2 separate regions of the Homo sapiens genome follow, and region 1 is linked to region 2. A link is a contact called in ENCODE Hi-C or POLR2A ChIA-PET data. All regions are on one chromosome and are shown on one strand. Each heading gives the region's core, a stretch centred on a gene start or an enhancer-like site at or near the end of the contact. The rest is flanking DNA. Distances are from core to core; before and after follow the strand shown.

Region 1 (6,473 bases), core at 2,529-5,028, 580 kb after region 2:
TAAGTAGAAGAACATACTTGCCCTTGAGGCACTTACACATCAGGAGAATGAATGAGGCAACCAAGATTCATTAACTCCCATATGCCATGCCTCACGCTGGACACAATACATATGTATCTTATTTAATTCTCAAAACATCCCTGCAAATGTAGGTAAAATTATCCCTATTTTAACAGATGAAGAGACGGAGGGTCATAGAGGTTCAGCAACTTACACAAGGTTAACAAGTCATAAAAGAACAACATGTGACTTTAGAGGTCACTCTGGCTTTCTTCCCTGGGGAAGTCAGACAGAGTCCTGTGTGCTCTGAGCAGTACCGCCAAGGCTTCACGAAAAGAGCTGGTGCTGGCAAGGGCCCTGGAGGATGGCTGGGATTTCCCCAGGGGCAATTCCAGGGGCACAAAATGGCTTGCTTGGGCGAAGACTTTAAGACAGGACAGGACAAGGGTGTATTTGGGAAGTGGATCCAGTGTGTGGGGACTTCAGAGGTTAGGAGACAAGCCCAGACCATTTCCTTCACTTAGACTAGCATTTCTCTAAGCATGGTTCAGAACCCTGGGGTCCCAAGACCAAAACTATACAAAGCCAAAACTATTTTTATAATAATACTGAGAAATTATTTGCCTTTTTCAGCGTCTTGATATTTGTATAAATAATGCAAAAACAATGGTGGGAAGAACTGCTAGCAGTTTAGCATAAGTCAAACAGTGGCAACAGTGGGTATTAGTAGTGTTTGTGATTTAAAAAAAAAAAACAATGAAAAAAACCAGCACCATCTAAGAAACCCAGCGTCATTTCAGAAACCTCTGAAGCCACACATCCTGGTTTTTGTGACTTGTGAGCTGTGTACGAGTTGCTGAACTTCTGGCTAAGATGGTGTGTCATACAAGTAGGCATCTAGTAAACACATGAAAGCATAACATTAAATGTATCAAATCTAGACCCAGGAGTACACGTCTTTTCAATATTCTGTGCAGGAAATATACATAAAGCACTTCTGTTTATAAAGAAGGAATGATTTCTTAAGAACTGTTTTCGTGACGGTTTGAGTTATGAGTTGAACTGGCCATCTTTTTCATGAAACAACACTTTTACTTGAAAGAACAACTGACAGTCTATGTTTATTTAGATCTGGGCATGTGACTGATGTTTGCTACAAAATGAATGAAGCTGCTAGGCTCCCCTGTATGCTGGGGTGCTTGCTACATGTGGTCATTTCACAGAAAACAACTGACAGGGCTTGTGGCCAGTGATAAAATTTGAGATTCCAAGTAAAAAACTGATTTTTAAAAAACTTATATCCACCATCCTGGGCCTGACCGCTTCCCAATATGTAAAAGACTTTTCTGATGACATTGGTGGTAACACTGTTATGACTTTTTGATACTGTATAATGAAATGTGTCAATATTTGGAAGAGTCAAATAACTCAGTGAACCAATGTGTTCCAAATGGCAAGTGCATGCCTTGGCAAAATCACACATTCAAACAATGCATGCAAACCAATCAATGGATTTCGATGAAGAGTACAAAAAGTTCATTGATATGATTTCAGATTTCATAATGTAACTAAGCTTTGAGAAATTACCTCTTGTCAAGCTTTGGTGTAGTATCAAAGAAGAATATCTACAATTATCCAAAAAAGTTGTTAAAACATGCTTTAACAACTTTCCAAACTTCATTATTGTGTGAGTTCAGATTTTCTTCACATACTTCAGCGGCATAACACCACACAGACTGACAGCGGAATCAGACAGGACATTCCAACTATCTCACATTAAGTCAAGACATTACGGAGATTTGCAAAAATGTAAAACAATGCTACTTGTCTCATTCATGTTTTTGCTTTTGGAAAATAGTTATTTTTCATAAAAATGTTAACATGTAATGTTTTTCTCATTTTTAAAGAAACTACATATTCTAATATTTCTTATATTAATTTTTAATACTGTAAATATCCACAGACACAACTCACATCTGCAAAAGCTTTCGAGTGTCCTCTTGTAAGAGCGTGAAAGCGTTGAGACCAAAAAACTTGAGAACCAAATGTCAGAGACCAGAGTTTGGCAAACTTTTCTGCAAACAGTCAGTGGGTAAACGTTTTAGGCTTTGTGGTCCCAAATGGTCTCTGCGGTAACTACCAAACTCTGCCATTACAGTGCAAAAGCAGTAACAGACAATACAGAAACAAGGGGCATCGTGGTATTCCAATAAAAATGTATTTATAAAATTGGCCCAGCCAGCCGCGGTGGTTCATGCCTATAATCCCAGCACTTTGGAAGGCCAAGGTGGGTGGATTGCTTGAGCTCAGGAGTTCAAGATCAGCCTGGGCAACATGGTGAAATCCTGTCTCCACCAAAAAATACAAAAAATTAGCTGAGCATGGTGGTGCGTGCCTGTGGTCCCAGCTACGTGGGAGGACTGCTTGAGCCAGTGGGGCAGAGGTTGCCATGAGCCAAGATTGAGCCACTGCGCTCCAGACTGAGCAACAGAGGAAGACTCTTTCTCAAAAAAAAAAGAAAAGAAAAGAAAAAAAAGTCCCTCAAGTAGGATTTGGAATTCAGGAAAGTCATAGTTTTCCAACCCCTAACTTGAACATTCTCCCCTGAATTGGTGATACCAGAAGCCAGATTATGTCACTCCACTCTCAGAATTTCCAGGGGCCCCCCTTTATCTCCAAGCCTTTGAAATGGTCTCTGTACTTACAGTTCCCTCTGCCAGCAATATTCTTCCTCAGCTCATTTCCTCATCTCCTTCAAGTCTGCTCCAATGTCATCTTTCTCAGGGGAACCTTCCCTGACAGGACTATTTAAAACCCTCCCCCTCTTTAATTCTGTCTATAGCACTTACCACTTCTGGGTATGCTCTATGACTAACTTATCACTTTTACTTACTGCCTGTCTTTACCCACCAGAATGTCAGCTCCCCGAGTGCAGGTTTGGTTTGTTCATCCCATCACTTCCAGCATCTAGAACAGTGCCTGGTATGCAGTTGGCTGAATATTTAAGTAGATGTGATATCTCTAACATGTGCCAGTGTTTTTTGGTGAGGCCAGCAAGCACTTATTGCCTCACAGGAAGGAATACACTGCTACTTGTCTGGTAGCTTTAAGTGCTGAGCGGCTCCTAAGCATTTCTGATGATCAATGACAACATTTACAATGTAGAAGAGTAAGCTTGAGTTACTTTACAAAAATTCATAAAATCAGTCTCACCTTTAAGTCGTATTTCCTATACACAGACAAACGGTGGCTGAATACATTTCTTGTAACTATCACATATATTTCAACTCCATCAACATTAAGCCGGTACATGCCCAAGAACTGGGGAAGAAGGGTGATCCCATGACATTCCACTATGTACTGCATAGGAGAGAAAGAAAAAGGAAAAAAACATCCAATCAAAAGATTGCTTCCTTAGATGTAAAATACATACGCCTATGGTGTTCATACAAAGTGAAAACCTCCAGCCATTAGGGTCTTATTTACAGAAAATGACCACATTTGTACTGCTTACCAATCACATCTGTGTTCACCATCTCTACACAGAAAAGAAAATTCAATTTTATCTCCAAACAGATTTTTTTCCAACATTCCAAATGGAATTTGTATGGTCAAACCTTGGATATGATCGTGTAAGGCAAGAGGACATGTGACTATCTTTCTCAAATTCCTTTTAAGGGATATTACACTCCACCTAGCGCCTCTGTCTTCTACCCCCAAAGCCCTGACTACAAGGCTGAGGCAGAGCAACCTGGCTGCTAAAATAGCTTCTCTAACAGTGTTGAAGTCGAGATGAAAGAGGAAATTGTGGGGAGCCCAGTGTTAGAAGCTGGGAGGGCAGAGCTAAGCTTCTCAAGAGAGCAGGGGAGAAGGGGGCAACCCCTGTGACCATAGCACCCTCGCTCCTGCTCTGCCGGCAGATGGGGACTGCCTTGTCCCTGCTGGTTTCCACCAAGTTAACTGGACAAGCCCAGGGTTGACACCATTTCCGAGGAGAGTTGCAAAAAAAACACAACACGACCTTGGCTGTTTTTCATGACCAAACTCCAGAGGGCCACAAGATGGAGCCACTTCTCCCTGAGAGCAGATTTTCATAAAACGGGTCCCTCTGCACTTCCCAAAGGAAGCTTAGGTTTTCCTTCCTTTAAAATCATGGGGAAGTAATATTTCAAAAAAGCTCTATGTCCACTGACACGTGTGCAATCTCCAGGATAATAAACAGCATAAATGGTGAGATTCCATTACTGTAAACACCATACATGTTGGGCATATTCAGAGATGCTAATGATGCAATTGGAGGGAATTCTGATCCTTTTCTACTATACTGCTTGAATTTTTCATTTTCTGTTTTTTTTTTTTTTTACAATGAGCATTTTATAAAAAATACAAAAGTAATTAAAATGTCCTTTCAAACTTCTTAGTTGTAAATACTGTTAATAATCAATTCTGATAATATTTAACCACCTTAAGAATGAAAAAGTCTTTGGTTTTGATCATTAAAGATAAACAGCATTGGTACTTGATTCTGATTTTTGCCATCTAGAGTTTTGGCAAGTTTTAAAGATGCCTCTTCCCTTTCTTTTTTCTTATTGACAATAACTGAGCTATAAATTTTAATCTCATGTAATTCCTGAGTAGAGTTTCACCTTGTTATTTGAAATTAGATGAGTGAAACATTTTCTATTTCCTTTCAAAATATAATAAATTGAGTTTTGCTAATGCAAAACAGGCAGTAAATAGCCACTGGGTGAAAAGAAAATTTCTCACATCTGATCTAGAGAAATGAAAAGGGGTTCTTGGCCTCTGTAGAAAGGTGGTTGGATGGGCCTTCAAACATGGAGACTGAGGAAGTCTAGTCTCCACGTGCAGTAGAGAGAACGTAGGTTTGCGAGCCAGAAAGGTGTGTGTGTGTGTCCTGGCGCCTCCATTTACGAGCTGTGAGATCTTGGGCAAGTTACCAAATCACTCCACAGTTTAGCTTCATTTTCCAGAAAAAGAGCCTAATTCCTACCTTGAAGGTTGTTTTGAGGGTTACAGGTAAGAGTATGTCAAAATACTTCACACGGTGCTGTGTACTATACTATACTGAAGATGATAATGATTATTTTCATTCAAAACTCTGTTAAGAAATTTTAATGTTACACCTGTTTTGTGCTCCCAACTGACATACAGACATGTACTGAGTGGGGTCTGCTCCGAGGCAGTTATTTTTGAGGCCCACAAGACACAGTCCCTGCCCCAGGGGACACACCGATTTTGGTTTTGCTGCTCAACCCCTCACTGAGCTCCCATCACGAACTACCTTTACAGAATCCCGCCATTCCTCTCTGATTCAAGTTGCTGTGCAGAGCCACAGAAAGCTATGTCTCACAGCGACAAAGAACCATTATTCATGCTACAAATATGGTCAAGAAATCTTTTGAATATTATACAGCAAATCATTGACTAGTTGTCCCCCCTTAGGAAAAAACACCCATACAGATTACATTCTATACCTCCCCTACCTTAAACATTAGCTAAATTATTACACTGAAAAGAGACAGATCAAATCTGTCTACTTTGCCAGGCGCGGTGGCTCACGCCTGTAATCCCAGCACTTTTGGAGGCCAAGGCAGGTGGATCACGAGGTCAGGAGTCCAAGATCAGCCTGGCCAAGATGGTGATACCCCATCTCTACTAAAAATACAACAATTAGCTGGGTGTGGTGGTGCACACCCGTAATCCCAGCTACTCGGGAGGCTGAGGCAGAAGAACTACTTGAACCCAGGAGGCGGAGGTTTCAGTGAGCCGAGATCGTGCCACTGTACTCCAGCCTAGGTGACAGAGCAAGACGCCATCTCAAAAAAAAAACAAAAAAGAAAAAAAAAGTCTGTCTACTTTATCAGCAAGTCTACACACAGTTGTTCTCAAACGTATGGCTCACTTATGGGGCTCCTTGATGAATACCTAAAACTCCTGAGGATATAAACATGTACAAACCCACAAGTCATACCAAAGTTTATCTATTAGATTCGAGTACTGCCAAGCTGCAGGTGATATCAAAGGTTTAGAAAGCATTAATGGGTTAAAATTTTGCAGTAGAGAAAATTATACCTATTAACTGAATTTCTGGGGGGAAGCACTGGGAAAAGGGCACACTGCTGCATTTCAGTGGAGGAACATTTAACTGGGTCTGTGAATGCCTGGGCTAGGAACCTCTGTTCTCTAGCACGATGCGCTGTTGTAGGCAGATGTTGACACAAAGAGACCTGAATGAGAATCCTGGTGGATTCTCCCAGTTGACCCAGAGAATGCTGAGCACAAACTCGTAACACCAGCGGGTGTTAACTCCAAGGATTCCTACACACACCAGCTGCTGGAGGTCAGCCCTGAACCAGGGAGACTGTAGATTTACAGCTACAGCTTTAGCCGGGGTCTCACGAGCCTCAGCCACCTTACACAGCTAAGAGCCCTCCCGGTCCAGCTCCGTGTTC
Region 2 (5,900 bases), core at 1,507-4,006:
TTCTTGAGACAGAATCTTGCTCTTGTCACCCAGGCTGGAGTGCAATGGCGCGATCTCAGCTCACTGCAAACTCCGCCTCCCAGGTTCAAGCGATTCTCCTGCCTCAGCCTCCCGAGTAGTTGGGCTTATAGACAGCTGCCACCACACCCAACAATTTTTTGTATTTTTAGTAGAGACGGGGTTTCACCATGTTGGCCAGGCTGGTCTCAAACTCCTGACCTCAAGTGATCCACCCTCCTTGGCCACCCAAAGTGCTGGGATTAGGTGTGAGCCACCACGCCCAGCCCAATGTATAGTTTTTAACAATACATATCAATTCGGAAGCCAAATTTCTGATAGTTAAAGTGAAATAAATGAAATATAGTCTTATCCAAACAATAAAATTATGTTTAATGGGAAAACATTTTATACTCCCTCAGCTTTTCAAATTTTAAGTGAGTTAAAATCAAATACAATATAAAATTTAATGTTCTTAGTCTAGCCACATTTCAAGTGCTCTATAGCCACATGTGGCTATAGTGCTGGACAGTACAGCTCTAAACCTTTAAGCACTATGAGGATTTAAAGAGTAAATACAATAATATAGTTGGTTGTTCATTAGTATCTACAATATTTGAATTAAAGAGAGACAGTATATACAAAAGCTTTCAGAAGTGTAATACAAAGATTAGAGGCACTAAACTGTGGTCTCATCCTCAAGGTTAGCTTTCTTGGTCAGGATAACATGGTGTTTACCAGAATGTAGAATTATACCCACAGCTTACTGTAAGTATATTTGCAAGCACTTTTATTGATCATAGACAACAAATCTACTTCATTTAACCCAGGCTGTTTGAAAAAAAATTACCTCATTTAATTTCCCATTTATAACCTTCAATAGATTATAGGTTAAAGCCTTCAAAATATCCATATGATTTATCTCATAAACATGAAAACATTTGTTAATTTATCCAATGTGTTTTAATTGTACAACACTCTTCTTTCCAAAGTAATATAATCTACACGGATATATGTTAGTAATATTAGCAGAACTCTAAGTGAAATATTTGCCCCTAAATAGAATTCCACCAGTCCCACAATTCAAACTCTTCTCATTAGCCCATGTTTCTGACTTGCCCTTGTGCACATATAATCCTGCAAAATTACAATAAAATCTGAATACAACTTGATATTTGGCTTTTTTTCACTAACATTGTATGTATTTTCCATGTTGCTATGTAGTTTTCACATATATTACTACTGATTTCACAGCACACCAAGAATGTGTCATAATTTACTCAAATACACTCCTTATTATTAGAATTTATTTCTCATTCTTTACTATTTTACAGTAATACTGTAAAAAGAACTAATGAATTAACAAACATGAAAAGCAGGCTTTATTATCAAAATTTCTTAACATAATCTAAGTAGCTGTGCATATTCTATTGTGTCACAAAAACACAGAGGACTGGTACAGAGTATTGTTATCCATGTTAGAAAGGCATCAGCTGCCTATAAGTAAAAATGTCTTTTTAAAAGATCATTACACTACTGTTCTTTTCCATGTTGTTACCCTCAAAAGACCTCTTAGATTAACAACTCAATATTAAAGGCATATAATAATAATTAAAAAATCGATGTGCTCCTCAAATTATACAAAAACTGACTAAATCCTACGATTCCAAAATGAAAGGGCCCTTTATCTTCTCTTATAAATTTGAATTACATATTTCTTTCCTTAAAAATATATCATTTAAAGTATGTTCCAAATGTGTACTCTATAAACTGCTTAAAGCTTCAATTAAGGATCACGCTTAATTCTATGAAGCTAATATCCAATGAATTCTAAAATTTTAGTATTGTCCATTAAGTTGATTATTAAAACAGTCTTTAGTGAGGGTTAGCCTCATTGTCCTATGTTTTCTTTTGTGAATCTCTGAAGACTGATTATAAGAAAACAAATGTTATTTACCCCAGAAAGTCTTCTTCAGAGGTTTGTGAGTGAAATATATTTATAAAGGGTCAACATGAAATTATCTGCATATAATTTAACTTTAGGAGGATTAATTTTCTCTAGCCCATGTTTTTCTGACACGCACCTAAGATTCAATATCTCTTTTCCCACCTGGCAAATTTTTCTAAATAGTTTCACGACAGTTCAGGACTCTCCTCTGGGTATCTCCAATAACAGGGACATATATGTCATTCTGAGATAATGGACTTATTTATCACTATATTCAAAACCTCGTGGGATTTGATTATTTTAGAAATGCTACTTGACTGTTTTACCCCCAGACTTGAATAAAGTCTGGGAACAGTTGCTAGAAAGGAACAGGGATGGAATGGTAGACTGTCTCTTTCAATGCCTAATAGCCTCTTAAATTACTGTGAATAAACAACCTGACCATAGTTCTGGATGATAAGTGGCAAAAGGTTCTCAGATAATAAGAAAATGAACATTAAAAAATAATATTATAAAATAAATGTAGCTTTTAAAAATGTTCCAACATGAAAACTGCACTCTAAGTATTTGAGGGACTTCCTCCGAAACCCCATTCCAAACATATACCAATGTTAAAATTTAAAGAGAGAAAATTATAAACATATAGCCATGATCAAAAACTTGTTAAGCATCTCTGTAGACAAAAACAAAAGAAAACCTGTAGCCATAAACAGAGGTTAAGCTATAAGCCTCCTGGGCTCCATGACTACAAGTAGGCAGACGAAACCAGAAGTCTGACTCCCATAGAGTGATGAGGACTGAAAGTACTCTACCAAGGCCTGGGATCACAGCCAGGCTTGCTGCTTGAAATCAGGGGATGCAGTGGCAATCCACCGCCTGTGGGGAAAAAAAAATGCGAAAGTGAGAAGGACACTGCCTGAGGCTACAACTTACAAAACATTATGTATCTGAGATGTTAAGAGGCAATGGTTTTAGCCCCACAGTCCAGACCAGGCCAAGGGACCTGCAGGCTTGGTATCTGGATCTGCAATGGCCCCAATGTAACCTCAGGAGGGAGCCCTAAGCCACCTATATAAGACCTAGTTCTTGCCTAGGTGTCTCAGAGAAAAGAGTAAAAACATCTATAAAGCCACTAGGGAGAGGTGAAGAGAGAGGAGAGAGAAACTCACACTCAAGATGGGCCTGAAAATTAAAATTCCACTCGCAGAAACATAATATTTCAATTATCAAAGAGAAATTATTTACTTCACAGTTTAACCACCTATGTGCAATTCTTAACAATGCCAAAGTCTAAAACATTTTTATAACACAATGACAGGTTTGAAGCAGATACACAAACTGCACAACTATACACGGGGTGCTGCTTCAAGAGTCTATAGCAATTTCTGGCTACATTTTTAATTAAGTTTATTCTGTGGCCTCTATTATCAAAGATGGCATACAAGAAATCATCTTATTTTTCAATCTTCCATAAATTTCCTATTGCTGACTTTGATAAACCCTGGGAATTGTATATAGTAACCACAAATCATGCCTAATACAGTGCCAAGACAACTGTAACTATGGTGGCTTGCATCTTCTTTAGGGTGGCCTTGGTACATATCTAAAGACAATGAAAACAAGTAGCCCCCTCAGTTTGGATGTATTTTTTTTAAAAAAAGGCCTTACTGTGTGGAGAAAATCAACAAATAATTATTTCCCTTGTGCATTTTATTTTAAGGCACAAAGAAAAATTATTTAGAAGAAGTATATGTTCAGGGGTACTCCAGAAGACAGTGAGCATGTTGAAAGTAGATAAGAATTATGATTTGGGCTTTAAGAATAAAATTTCCACTGAGTAGTATTATACAAAAACTTAACAGGTTGTTTCATAATCCCTATGGTTAGACACCATCAAACAGGCTAGAAGACCATCTGCTGGGAGTGCTACAGAAGAGACTCCTATATAAGGAAAGAGAAACTCGTGAGGTCTCCACCAACTTCAGGACTCTATTGTCAGTTTTAAAATTTTTGTTTTGTTGTTGTTTTTCCCTCAGCATAGAATGTTTAAGATCTTGGACACCAGTACAATTTCCTGGATGTACCAAGTCCATTTGAAATAACAGGAGCTAAGTATGTGTAAGAACTGTCAACAGTAAAATCTACTTCTTTTTCTCAGCTATTTATGAAATTACAAAAGGTAAAGGCAAAAAGATCGTTAATTAATCATTCAGTTCAAAGTAAAGGTGTACTCATTAGGAGTTATGAAAAGGTAGCAGAGGCAGCTAGTAAAAAAGGGTGATGTTAGAATCCCTGATTGGTATTATAAAGAGCCAACAGATTGGCACACAAATAGAAATGCACCTAGCAATCTCTATTCTAAATCATTTAATTAAAGATACTATAATAATCAAAATAGATGACAGGAAAGAATATAGTGAATATTTCATAGCTAGCAATATATAAGATGTATGAGTTTCAGAATAGGGAGAATGGGCACCCTGAAAGCTAAAACTACAAAATAGGAACTCCAGTGATTTCCTGGTCAAAATATCACTAACGACCTAATATACTGTTAATAAATAACACTTAAAGAATTATAAAATATAATAGATGAGCTAGCAAAAGTAAATGACCAACTTTAATTAAAGTGATTACCTGAAACCACCCTTAGCAGACAAGCCTATGCATGGAAGTTCAGACAACCAATGTTCCTAGAACAGCATGAACTTTATACCAATAGCCTTTACAGAACAAAGCATGGTCAAAATGTATACTATAGATAAGTAACTAGGAATATGATAGCTAGCACAATTGGAACAACCTAAAAACAAAACAACAAAAGCTACACTGGGTTTAAAAAAATACGAAAACTACAAACTATGTCCCTAACAAAATGGAAACAATAGTCAGTGAAAAACAATAATCAGTGATTTTATCCAAAAACATTTAGCTATATCTACACAATACAGAAATGTTAATTCCCTAAGGCTATCCAATGTATGCTATCCAATAAGCATTAGGCATATTTAAGCACTTAAAATGTGCCAGTACAAATGAGAAACCAAAATTTTAATTAATTTATATTTAAATTGAAAAACTGATATTCTACTGAGTTACTGGAAAGTTTTGCTTATAACGATTTGGGTACGTGAATGTACCTGTTAGCTATATGCCTTATGAAATCTCAATACAGATCAAGTATTTTCAATCAAAATTTGGCTTCCAAATTAAGGTGTGCTAGAAGTATAAATGTAAAACATACACGGATTTTGCTGACTTAGTACAAAAAATTAAAATGTGAAATACTTCATTAATAATTTTTGGCTGGACATGGTGGCTCACGCCTGTAATCCCAGCACTCTGGGAGGCCAAGGTTGGCGGATCGCCTGACATCAGGAGTTCGAGACCAGCCTGACCAATATGGTGAAACCCCGTCTCTACTAAAAATGCAAAAATTAGCTGGGTGTGGTGGCATGTGCCCGTAGTCCCAGTTACTTGGGAGGCTGAGACAGGAGAATTGCTTGAATCCGGGAGGCGGAGGTTGCAGTGATCTGAGATCGTGCCATCGCACACCAGCCTGGGCGACAGAACGAGACTCTGTCTCAAAAAATAATAGTAATTTTTGAAAATGTGACTCCATGTTGGAATAATATTTTAGTATATTGGGTTAAATAAAATACATTATCAAAATTAATTTCAGGCTGGGCATGGTGGTGCACTCCTGTAATCCTAGCTACTAGGGAGGCTGAGGCAGGAGAATCGCTTGAACCCAGGAGAACGAGGTTGCAGTGAGCAGAGATTGTGCCACTGCACTCCAGCCTGAGCAACAGAGCAAGACTCCATTTCAAAAAAAAAAAAATTAAGTTCATCTGTTTTTTACATTCTTAAATGTGACTTTTAGAAAATTTAACATCACCTCTGTGTTTTGTATCACATATCTATTGCACAGTGCTGCTCTAAGGGATCAATGGCT

Evidence for each region. A loop is a pair of places that touch in the nucleus more often than their neighbours do. ChIA-PET counts read pairs that join two places held with the same protein, here RNA polymerase II (POLR2A). Pooled maps may share reads with other maps.
Region 1: a map of naive thymus-derived CD4-positive, alpha-beta T cell shows a loop between it and region 2 (6-fold over the local background). The contact joins two enhancer-like sites. A Hi-C loop is called at or near these places in 20 of 168 maps with a recorded cell type or tissue (A673, CD8-positive, alpha-beta T cell, Caco-2 and 11 more), 10 of 37 single-sample maps with no recorded cell type and 21 of 50 pooled maps. POLR2A ChIA-PET finds 5 or more read pairs at or near these places in 3 of 52 experiments (CD4-positive, alpha-beta T cell, activated CD4-positive, alpha-beta T cell and endothelial cell of umbilical vein).

Annotation. Positions count from the first base shown.
Region 1 is chr10:22,570,098-22,576,570 of GRCh38, forward strand. It overlaps PIP4K2A (phosphatidylinositol-5-phosphate 4-kinase type 2 alpha), which reads right to left. Exons shown (of 10, transcript NM_005028.5): 5 at 3,214-3,360. Among named protein-coding and RNA genes, the nearest start is that of LINC03027, 140 kb to the left of the region's middle. Within about 2 kb of position 3,779, at least 3 of the 41 ENCODE cell types and tissues checked have a DNase peak (open chromatin) inside an H3K27ac peak, as active enhancers do.
Region 2 is chr10:21,986,780-21,992,679 of GRCh38, forward strand. All of the region lies in intron 1 of DNAJC1 (DnaJ heat shock protein family (Hsp40) member C1), which reads right to left. Among named protein-coding and RNA genes, the nearest start is that of DNAJC1, 14 kb to the right of the region's middle. RefSeq lists an enhancer at 2,766-2,915. Within about 2 kb of position 2,757, at least 5 of the 41 ENCODE cell types and tissues checked have a DNase peak (open chromatin) inside an H3K27ac peak, as active enhancers do.